Regions from separate parts of the Homo sapiens genome. Here region 2 is linked to region 1. A link is an interaction called in ENCODE POLR2A ChIA-PET data of the cell type or tissue named here. Cell type or tissue: PC-3. All regions are shown on one strand. Links, peaks and the distances in the headings refer to the core of each region. The heading gives the core; the rest is flanking DNA.

The links. Peaks named below come from ENCODE experiments on the same cell type or tissue, not always from the same donor. Only the 100,000 strongest peaks of a DNase experiment are listed, where the experiment ranks them.
Region 2: POLR2A ChIA-PET joins it to region 1 with 5 read pairs; 2 of 35 experiments call an interaction of 5 or more read pairs at or near these places.

Annotation. Positions count from the first base shown.
Region 1 is chr4:73,976,724-73,982,113 of GRCh38, reverse strand. PF4 (platelet factor 4) reads left to right here and starts at 87. Exons shown (of 3, transcript NM_002619.4): 1 at 87-251; 2 at 571-697; 3 at 823-1,303. The coding sequence starts at 161. The coding sequence ends at 910. RefSeq lists an enhancer at 394-1,135. In PC-3, for the core only: no CTCF peak of the experiment used is centred there; a DNase peak (open chromatin) is centred at 3,023; H3K4me3 peaks cover 393 bases; H3K27ac peaks cover 2,331 bases.
Region 2 is chr4:73,822,526-73,827,915 of GRCh38, reverse strand. No RefSeq gene overlaps it. Among named protein-coding and RNA genes, the nearest start is that of CXCL6, 11 kb to the left of the region's middle. In PC-3, for the core only: no CTCF peak of the experiment used is centred there; no DNase peak of the experiment used is centred there.

The DNA of each region.
Region 1 (5,390 bases), core at 1-5,000:
CGCACCGCAGTTCCTCGGTGTCCACTTCAGGCTTCCGGACTGGAAGGACAGCCGGGAATAAAACGTGCCGGCGAGGCTCAGGAGTCATTGGCCACAGAGACCCAGCCCGAGTTTCCCATCGCACTGAGCACTGAGATCCTGCTGGAAGCTCTGCCGCAGCATGAGCTCCGCAGCCGGGTTCTGCGCCTCACGCCCCGGGCTGCTGTTCCTGGGGTTGCTGCTCCTGCCACTTGTGGTCGCCTTCGCCAGCGGTGAGAGCAGAAGCCAGGCTGTGAGGGCTGGCAGCGGCGAGGGGGAGTCCGGGAAGCCCTGGGGCTGGGGAGGAATCCTCTAGGATCATGATCACAGCCACACTTAACGGAGAGCCTGCTGAGTGTCTGGCCACAGTGCCAGGCGCTGCACCTGCACCTCCCACCTGGTTAGAACAACTTCTGTCTGGGGGAGGTGTGATTTATGGTAAGGAAAAGAAGGCTGAAGGTAGTGGAAAAAGTCCCTAAAGTACCTCTGGCTACTCATGGAGTCACCACTCCCTCCCCTCCTCCTCTCTTACCCTCTCCATTTCCCCCTCAGCTGAAGCTGAAGAAGATGGGGACCTGCAGTGCCTGTGTGTGAAGACCACCTCCCAGGTCCGTCCCAGGCACATCACCAGCCTGGAGGTGATCAAGGCCGGACCCCACTGCCCCACTGCCCAACTGATGTGAGTCCTTGCACTGCATCTGTCAGTGCTCCCGCTCCGTGCCTCCTCTGCCCAACCCTCCCCCTTCTAATGCCATTTGCAAACCCAAGGACTGAAAGTCACATCTCTTCTCTTTTCCCTGCCAGAGCCACGCTGAAGAATGGAAGGAAAATTTGCTTGGACCTGCAAGCCCCGCTGTACAAGAAAATAATTAAGAAACTTTTGGAGAGTTAGCTACTAGCTGCCTACGTGTGTGCATTTGCTATATAGCATACTTCTTTTTTCCAGTTTCAATCTAACTGTGAAAGAACTTCTGATATTTGTGTTATCCTTATGATTTTAAATAAACAAAATAAATCAAGTTGTAGTATAGTCAAAATACTTCTTAATAATAGTGCAAAAATTGTGTTGACACATAACAATTTCATGGAAGAAAAAAATTCCGGTATTTTAAGCAAAAAGTATTTTGAAGGAAGGTGTGAATACTGGTTATGCTTGGTGTTACATGTTGGCTGATACATATTCATGCATTTACATGATTGCAGTACTTTATAGCTACATATTTACCTTGACCATTATTATTACCTTTGCCAATAAATATCAGTAACACAGATGGCTTTTAAAAAATTAAGTAAATAAATAAGACTGTTTTTATGCCCACAAATTCTGGAAACAAGGAGACGTACTAGATGATGTTTTTATTCATCCCTCAGGAAGGCACTGCTCTACTCTGGGGAGAAAGGAAGTTGTTGCAGTGTTGGTATATTAGTTACCTATGGCTTCTGTAACAAATCAACACAAACTCAGTGGCTTAAACAATACAAATGTATTATCTTGCAATTTGGGGGGTCACAAGTCCCAAGTGGGTTGAACATGCTGAACTCAAAGTATGATCATAGCTGTGTTTCTTCTGAAGGCTCTAAAAGAGAATCTATTTCCTTTCCTTCCTCAGCTTATAGAGGCATCTACGTTCTTTAGCTTATGGGCCCTCCATTGATTTTCAAACTGCATCACTCCAACCTCTGCTTCCATTGTCACATCTCCCCTCTCTCCTCTGACCTTTCTGCCTCTAACTCTACCTACCTCTCATAAGGAGCCTTGTGAATACGTTGGACCTGCTTGGATAATCCAGAAACCATTTCCATCTCTGGACATTAAAACATCTGTGGAGACTTTTTTGCCATACTAAATGACATATTCATAGGTTGCAGAGAGTAGGGCATGGGGATCTCAAGGGTGGGGGGCATTATTCACCCTACCACAATGGGTCAGAAGGCAGAATCTAGCTGTGGAATGAGAAAGCTGCAGTCATTTTTCATGAGCTAATGTAATTTTTACCCAAGGTGACAATGTTTGTGTAGACATAGGATAAAAATCCTAAGAGAAAATAGAACATGGTGCCATTCAATCTCTTTGGTGGTGGTGGAAAGGGTGGGTTTTTAGGATGACAAACTAATTAAGAAAAACATAACTTATAGATGCTTAGGAAATGCCAGAATATCATCTAAAATTCCCACACCCACATTGCAAGTTAGAGAGTATTATTCCCAATATAGAGGTGAGCTGACAGTCTCGGGGAGGACACAGCTTGGGAGAGGCTGAGCGGATAAGTCTGACTCTCAACTCCCTCCTCTTGCTTTCACATTGTGCTGCCTTTCACACAGGCAAGTGGCATGTTAGCTGATTCTGCAGACAGGAATTGTTCCATGAACTAGCTCTTGAAGGGGGCGGAGGAATTTGCCAGGGGGACAAAGGGAAGACAGGAACTGTCACCAGAAGAATAATATGTAAAAAGACACTAGATAATTCAGTCATTTGCATGTTTGGACAACAGTTCATAGTTCTGCAGGGCTGGAATGGAGAGAGAGAGTGAAGCATGGTCTCTCAACTAGTTTTCACCCCCTTGGTATTTTTCACCTATAATACAACTTATGCACTGCTACCCATATTATTTTTCCAAACACAGATAGAAATATTTCACTCCCCTGCATAAATCATTCCAGATCCAAAGTCCTTAGCATGACACTCTACACTGTGTCACACTCACTTTCCCTCTGTGCCTTAGTTTCCTCATCTGTGAAACAGGGATATTATGAGTGGCTACTTTATAGATGATCATGAGGACCAAAGTCAATCAGTGCTGGAATGCTGGTGCCTCATAAGTTACTGCTTAAGAATTACCTTGATCTAACTATACTGAGAACACTTTCAAGTTGCCACCTTTATCAGCAAGGGCATGGGAAGAAGCCTTTCCTCCTGGGAAAAGCTCAAGTCACACAGAAACTCCCTGTTGTTGTTTCAACAGTCATGGAGTGATAAAGTTTAAATTTACTTAAACTCCCTGTGAGTTGTAAGCAGTCATCAGAAAATGTTCACAAACTAGACACTTACTGCTTAGTCATGGGCTCTATCAATAAAACCAAACCACCAAAGGATATTTTGTTCTTGGAAGCTGTTCTGCATTTTTGTAATTTTTCATTTTTTTCTTCTAAGGACTGTGGTAAAAATAGCTTCTTCTGTAATGTATAGAACATTGAAGGTTTAGTTGGTTTTAAATATGTATCCCTATTTTCTCTTTATAAAAGACAATTCTTATTTATTACAAAGAGCAGAAAATATAGAAGAAATAAAAATATTTTTCATAAACTGTATTTTCTCCACTCAATTTTTTTATTTTTGAAAATATTAGTCATTTGATATCCTTACAAGTTGAACTGCTAACTTCTAATAAAGTATTTATTTGTACACACCATAAAGAAAACACTTAGTAATTTACTTAATTATATTGCTATTAGTTTGGGAGCATTCCTGTCCAAATTTTCAGAGTATGAAAGCATGTTACAGGGTAATATAAAATGTTTTCCTTGGCTGGAGAACAAATAGCTAACTCATGTGATATTGCATTCACTTATACATATATAGTCCTGTGTATATTTATATTCACTGTATCTATGTGTGTATGAATGTATGCATGTTTTTCTACACCTTTACATACATATAAACTCACACACACATAAAATGAGTTTACAATACAATACTTATACCTGTTTTGTACTATGCATCCTGATATTTTATTTTCTATCCTATCCTATCCTACCATATTCCACTTTTTAGAAGATGTTGGCCACAACTCTATAAAATTATTTTATAATCCACTGATGTGTCATGATGTGTAGTTTAAAAGCACTAATCTAGTTCATTGATTAAAAGGTTAGGTTCTGATGGTCCATATTGGAGTCCACACTTCAAGCAAGATGCATGGGGGAGTCAGTAAGAACAGGATGCTGAGGACCAACTGGATAGTTAAATCTCCTGGTCTGTAGTCTTCCTTCAATTTCAATCTCCATCCCTGATCTAGGGTTGGAGTCTGGGAAACCCATGAAAAATAGCTTCTGTGGTAAAGATGTCACTCCAAACAGGATATTGTCTGGACTGCTGGGATTCTAAGTCCTTTTTAGCTGGGGCTACAATTTATATTCATTACCCATCTACTTCAGTCATGTACATTCTAGTTGGTTCCTAATGCACAACTTAATAGAGGACTAAAAATACATTGATTTCTAGGAAGACTTAGATAAAAAGCAAGCATGTTCACAATTAATGGACTTAAGTAGCTGTTTTATACCTATTTCCTCTTCTCATACGGCTCTTTTCCCTCTTAGTCCTATAGATGCTGGCACTAGCCTAGTGAGCTTTTGTGTAAGTTTGGGTTATATCTCAACTTTGATTCTGTGTGACCCCAAGTCTCCTCAGTTTCCTTATCTGCAAAATAAGGACAATAATGTCCACTTCATAGGGCTCTTGAAAGGAATACATCACACTTATAATAGGACACAGCATGGATTCTGACTCAGAATTGGAACCTAATAAGTAAATAGGACTTTTATTCTCTTTCCTTGGAGTTTCACCACCAGAGCGTATAACATTTCCAGTAGTGACAGCCACAATCTGTGAGCTAGCAAGCAACCTGTTGAGAACACAACCAACAAGAACTTCTCCTGCACAGAACCACAATCAAAAGAAGACAACAAGTTAAGAAGATTTTAACATGATAGACCAAGGTGGTGTTTTCCACTTACAGTAACAAATAAAAGAAAATCAAATACCAAAACCACAATGTTGATGGGGAGTTTATCGTGGCTAACTAAAACCACTTTATGCCTGCCTCCTCCACTTAGAAAAACCAGAGCAGTATATAGACAGTGACAGTATGAGTACATTATCCAAGAGATGATGTTGGAATTCAACAGAGAAGTAACAGGAGAAACTAAAATCTGAGAGGAAGGAGGAGAAGAGGCAGCCTCCTTTCCCAGGTTAGGCTAGGAGCTGGGAGTGACTTCCTAATGCAAAGAAGGGGCAAGTAATAGACTTCTAGCAGTTCATATCCCCACTGTGAAATAGTATAATCCTCGCCATGAAAGAGCCCTCTGACCCTCCCAAACCCTGAAACTAACATGACGACCAGCCAGGAGACTGTGGGATGGAACTGCTCCAGCGAGGGAGCTCACACTAGGTTCCACATTCTTTCTGAGAGATAAGTGGCTACAGCAACTAGCTTCTGCCAACTTCATGCTATCCTGGGGCCCAGCAGTGCTGGGACTGGGGCGTTATGAAAACTTGGGTTGTCACTGCTGGGACAGGAGAGCAAGTAGGGATCACTCTCATTGCCAGGGCTAGGAAATGAGCTAGGCCTGAGAGGCAGCAACTAGTGCCA
Region 2 (5,390 bases), core at 60-5,059, 150 kb after region 1:
GTACAGGAACAGATACAGATATGCCATCTGTTGAATTTTCATAATGGTTCCTAGGAAATTCAATGAACAGTAATATTTTGAAAGAAAATTATTTTTTTCCCGAGCAGTAGGTCTCAACAGTGGGCTCAAAATATTCAATAAGCCATGCTGTAAACTGTTGTCAAAAGAGTTTTACCATTTCATACTCCCACCCACAAAGGAAGTGTGCCCTGACTACTCCATATCATCATCATCATTCTTTTTAAAATTGTAGCTACTGGTAGGCATTTAGTAGTATCCCATTAAGCTTTTAATTATTATTTCATGATTACTAATGATGTTGAACACCTTTAAGGATGCTTGCTTGCCATTTGTAAATCTCCCTTGTAAAGTGTATTTTCAATTCTTTTGCTCATTGAGAATGCACATAGTCATGTAAGAATTCTGATGGAGATGTACAAAGAAATTAATGTTGCCTTTATGCCTGTGAACACAAAATCTATTCTGCAGCCCATGGATCAAAAAGTAATTTTGACTTTCAAATAGTATTATTTAAGACATACGTTTTGTAAGGCTGTAGCTGCCAGAGATAGTGATTCTTTTGATGGATCTGGGAAAAATAAATTGAAAAATTTTGGGTAAGGATTCATCATTCTAAGTACTGTTAACATTTGTGATTCATAGAAGGAAGTCAAAATGTCAACATTAACAGGAGTTTGGAAGAAGTTGATTTCAACCTTCATGGATAGTTTTAAGAAGTTCAATACTTCAATGGAGGAAATAACTGCAGATGTGGTAGAAATAGTAAGACAATTAGAAGTGGAGCCCGAAGATGTGACTGAATGCTACAATGTCATCACAAAACTTGAATAAATGAAGAATTACTTCTTATGGATGAACAAAGAGTGGTTTCTTGAAATGGAATCTACTCCTGGTGAAAATGCTGTGATGATTGTTGAAATGATAACAAAGGATACGGAGTATTACATCATAAATTTTGTTGATAAAGCAACATCAGGAATTGAAAGGATTGACTCCAATTTTGGAAGAGGTTCTGCTGTGGATAAAATGCTGCCAAACAACATAATGTGCTATAGAGAAATCTTTTGTGAAAGGAAGAGTCAATCAATGCCACAAATCTCATTGCTGACTTCTTTTAAGAAATTGCCACAGCCACCTCAACCATCAGCAGCCAACTTCCTGATCAGTGAGCAGCCATCAACATTGAGGCAAGACTCTCCACCAGGAAAAGTATTATGACGTGGTGAAGGCTTAAACAATTGTTAGCAGTTTTTAGTAATAAAGTATTTTAAAGTTAAGGGATTCTTATTTTGTAGACACAATGCCATAGCACACTTAATAGACTACAGTATCATGTAAACACAACTTTTATATGCACAGGGAAACAAAAAAATTTTGCGACTCACTTTATTTTGATATTCATTTTCTTGCAGTGGTCTGGAACCAAACCCACAATATATCTGCAATGTTCCTGTAAATAAGTAGGGCCTCGAGAAAGGGATTGTCCATGTGTCATATTTTGGAAAAAAAGTTGAGCAAGATTTAAATAAATAGGTAGTTATGATTACTTCTTCATCCTCAATGAGTGACATGCTGAATGCTGCTAAGGGTAGATATTCAATGGTGGCAACAAGAAAGCATTATAATTTTAGTGCTCCTTTAAATGGAAGTGGATTATTTGCTAGTTTTAGGTTAGGTGCTATGTGGCACTGTGGGAGTAACAAGTTGATAGAATATGCTGACTCTGCTGCTGTGGGTACGCAGGAGGAAAACACATTAGTTAGTATTTCAAAATATGATCCTGTTCTGTAAGCCTGTCCCAAAATTACAATAACTGACTCCAATAATCCATCGACTTTGATTCCAGTATTGACAACGTGTTTCACAAAGTTTAATTAAATCATTTTTGTTTTATATTCAATTGGCAGTCTCACATTTGCATTTGATGTCTTCTTCCATTTTGGGCCAATCAATTAATCAATCAGTCAATCTAACCTGGACTCACATTAGTTTTCTGGGGCAAAATTAATTCTGGTTTATCTACAAAATTTTTTTTTTCTGGAATAACTCAGTTTTTACCCTTCTGAAGTGTTTTCTATTGTTCTCTCCTATCCTCTGTTATGGTTCAGATTCTTTCACTGTGAATTTCTGTAAGAACATTCTTTAATGAAAAAGTTCTGCATACTTTTTGCCATCATGTGATTTATAGTACACTATGAAGTTACCGTGAGTAGGACTGCCAACTCCCTGTTCCTCCAACTGTCTTTAGCTAGACTCTGGTAAAGGCACAGGTAAGAGAGGAAGTCATTAGTTTATGCTTGCAAAGTGCTGGGGACATGTTCTCTCAGATTACATATGCGGTTACTTTCCTCAGAGCAAAGAATTCTGGCATTTTGAAATACGAAATGTTATATTTTTTTTTAAATCTGTAAACTCTCATTCTTCTTATCCTGATATAAGAAATTTTCTAAGCCTCAAAATTGATATTATGATGTAAGCTAAAAAAAACTGTGGAATCAACCAAGGTCAGCCCAGGATCTTTAATCAAGTAGGTACCAAAACCTTAAATCACAGCCTCCTTGTACCCTGCCTACAAAGTATGAGAAGTTAAAAGGACTCTATCTAATTGAAAAGCAAATTCTGAAATAAGAGACCCAGAGTAGCTAAAACAATCTTTAAAAAGGAGTAATTTGCAAGACTCATACTTCTCAATTTCAAAATTGCTACATAGCTACAACAATCAAGGCTGTGTAGTACTGGCCTACGGTGGACAATATATACCAATGCAATAGAATTGAGTCCAGAAATAAAACCATAAGTTTATGATCAGTTGGTGTTCAACAAGGGTGCCAAGATAAATAAATGGGAGAAAGAATAGTCTTTTAAATAAATAATGCTGGGCAATCATATATCAATATACAAAAGAGTGAAGTTGGACCACTACTTCACACCATACACAAAATTGGACTCAAAATACATCAGCAACCTAAATATAAGTGCTAAAACTATAAAACTCTTAGGAAAAAAGTTAGGCTTTGATCTTTGTGATCTTGTATTAGATAATTATTTCTTAGATATGACACTAACAACCAAATAACAAATTGGACTTCATTAAAATTTTAAAAAGTTGTGTATCAAAGGACATTAACAAGAAAGTGAAAAGACAGCCCATGAAATGGGAGATAATATTTTCAAATTATATACATGGTAAGCACCTAGTATCCAGAATGTATAAAGAAGTCTTACAGTGCAGTGACACAAAGACAAATAACGCTATTAAAATTGGGAAAAGTATTAAAATATACATCTCTTCAAAGAAAATATACAAATGACCAGGAAGTATGAGAAAAAATGTTCAACATCAATATTAACTAATGTATTCTTCATTGTGCTTAGGGAAATATAAATCAAAACCACAACGAGATAATATAAAGTGTTTCAAGGATGTGGAAAAATTAGAACCCTCATACATTACTGGTGGAAATGTAAATAACGCAGCAGTTTTGGGAAACAGTTAACAATTACTTAAAATGTTAAACATAGAGCTTCTATATGACCCAGCAATCTCACTTTAAGGAATACAACAAAAAGAATTGGAAATATATGTCAATACAAAAACATACTTATGAAAGCTCATAGCAACATTATTTGTAATAGCCGAAAAGTAGGAACAACCAAATGTCCACAATTGAAAAATGGATAATCAGAATGTGGTATAAGAGTTCTTTATATTATTACAATGGAATATTATCCAGCATAAAAGTACTGATTTATGTTACAACATGGATGGGCCTTATGCTAATTTCATTCAGCACAAAGAAAACATTATGCAAAGTAAAAGAAGCTAGATACAAAAAGCTGTTTTGGATGATTCCACTTAAATAAAATGTTCAGAATAGGCAAATCAATTGGACAGGAAAACTAGTGGTTGCCAGGGTCTTGACAAGGGAGGAATGGGGAGTGACTGGTAATGGGTGTGGCTTTGGGGGATGCTTATAATATTCTGGAATTAGATAATAGTGATGATTACACAACTTTGTGAACATTTTTTGAAAACCACTAAAGTGAGCACTTTAAAAGGGTGAATTTTACAGCAGGTGAGTGTAATCTCAATGAAAAAATAATTCCTGGGTGGTGTCCCAGGACCACTACTAAATTAGGATGAGAGAGTGAGGTTGTTAGGAATCTGTATTTTAACAAGCTCTCTAGGAGATTTTTCTTTTGCACACTAATGTTTGAAAAGCATTTCTTTAAAGCATTAAAAAGAGTCTGTCTGACAAATGCTTAGAATGTTCTTACTGGCCTGTTTTTCTCATCAAGCCTTCAGAATATACTTCTGCAGTGCTTCATAAGTCTATAATATAATAATAGTAATGATAACAATAATAAGGTATACCATATCTGTTGTTATGGTTTGTCCCTGTGTCCCCACCCAAATCTCATCTTGAATAGTAATCCCCACATGTGGAGGGAGGGACCTGGTGGGAGGTGATTGAATAATGGGGTGAGGAGGGTTCCTAGGGCAGGGGTGGTTTCCCCCATGCTGCTCTTGTGATAGTGAGCAAGTTCTCACAAGAGCTGATGGCTTTAAGTGTGGCACTTCTCTCTCTGTTTCTCTCTCCCCACTGCTGCTATGTAAGATGTGTCTTGCTTCCCCTTGGCCTTCTGCCACAATTTTAAGTTTCCTAAGGGCTTCCAGCCATAGAGAACTGTGAATCAATTAGACCTCTTTTCTTTATAAATTACCCAGTTTGGGGCAATCCTTTATAGCAGTGTGGAAATGGATTAATATATGTGTCAAGAAAATTTTTAAGAAGTCATACAAGCATCCAGATCACAGCACCTCATGTTTCCCAATTTCTTTCTGCTGATTCAATGCCACATAAAGTCTTTTATTTTGTCTTAGTCAGCTCTTCTGTTCCCTTCAGCACAAATTTGAACCTTCCCTGGTTTAGTCTTTTCAATTCCTCTCTCTCTCTATCTCTCTCTCTCCCTCCCTCCCTCCCTCCCCTTTCTCCCTCTTCTTCTCCCTCTCTATGTCACTCTTTATCATTGTCTGGTAGAAACTTTCTCAATTAATTTCTCCCTGCCTTGCAGAATGACTCTTCATTTGCACCTAGCTTTCTCTATTTTCATTTTATTCATTCAAATACCCAATTTCTATTTACGGAGAATCTTCATTGTGTTAGTGCTCAAGATACATGATGAACAGAGCAGTACAGGACCTTGTCCTCATGGGACTCTCCTCATTTGCTAGTGGGAGAAGTAAAAATAAAACAGTCAAAGAAACAATATAGAGACTATGGTAGATCTATGAGTCAGAGTAACATCACCACTTGATCAAAAAGATCATGGGCTGGGAATGCTTAGCTTAGAACAATGGTCACTAA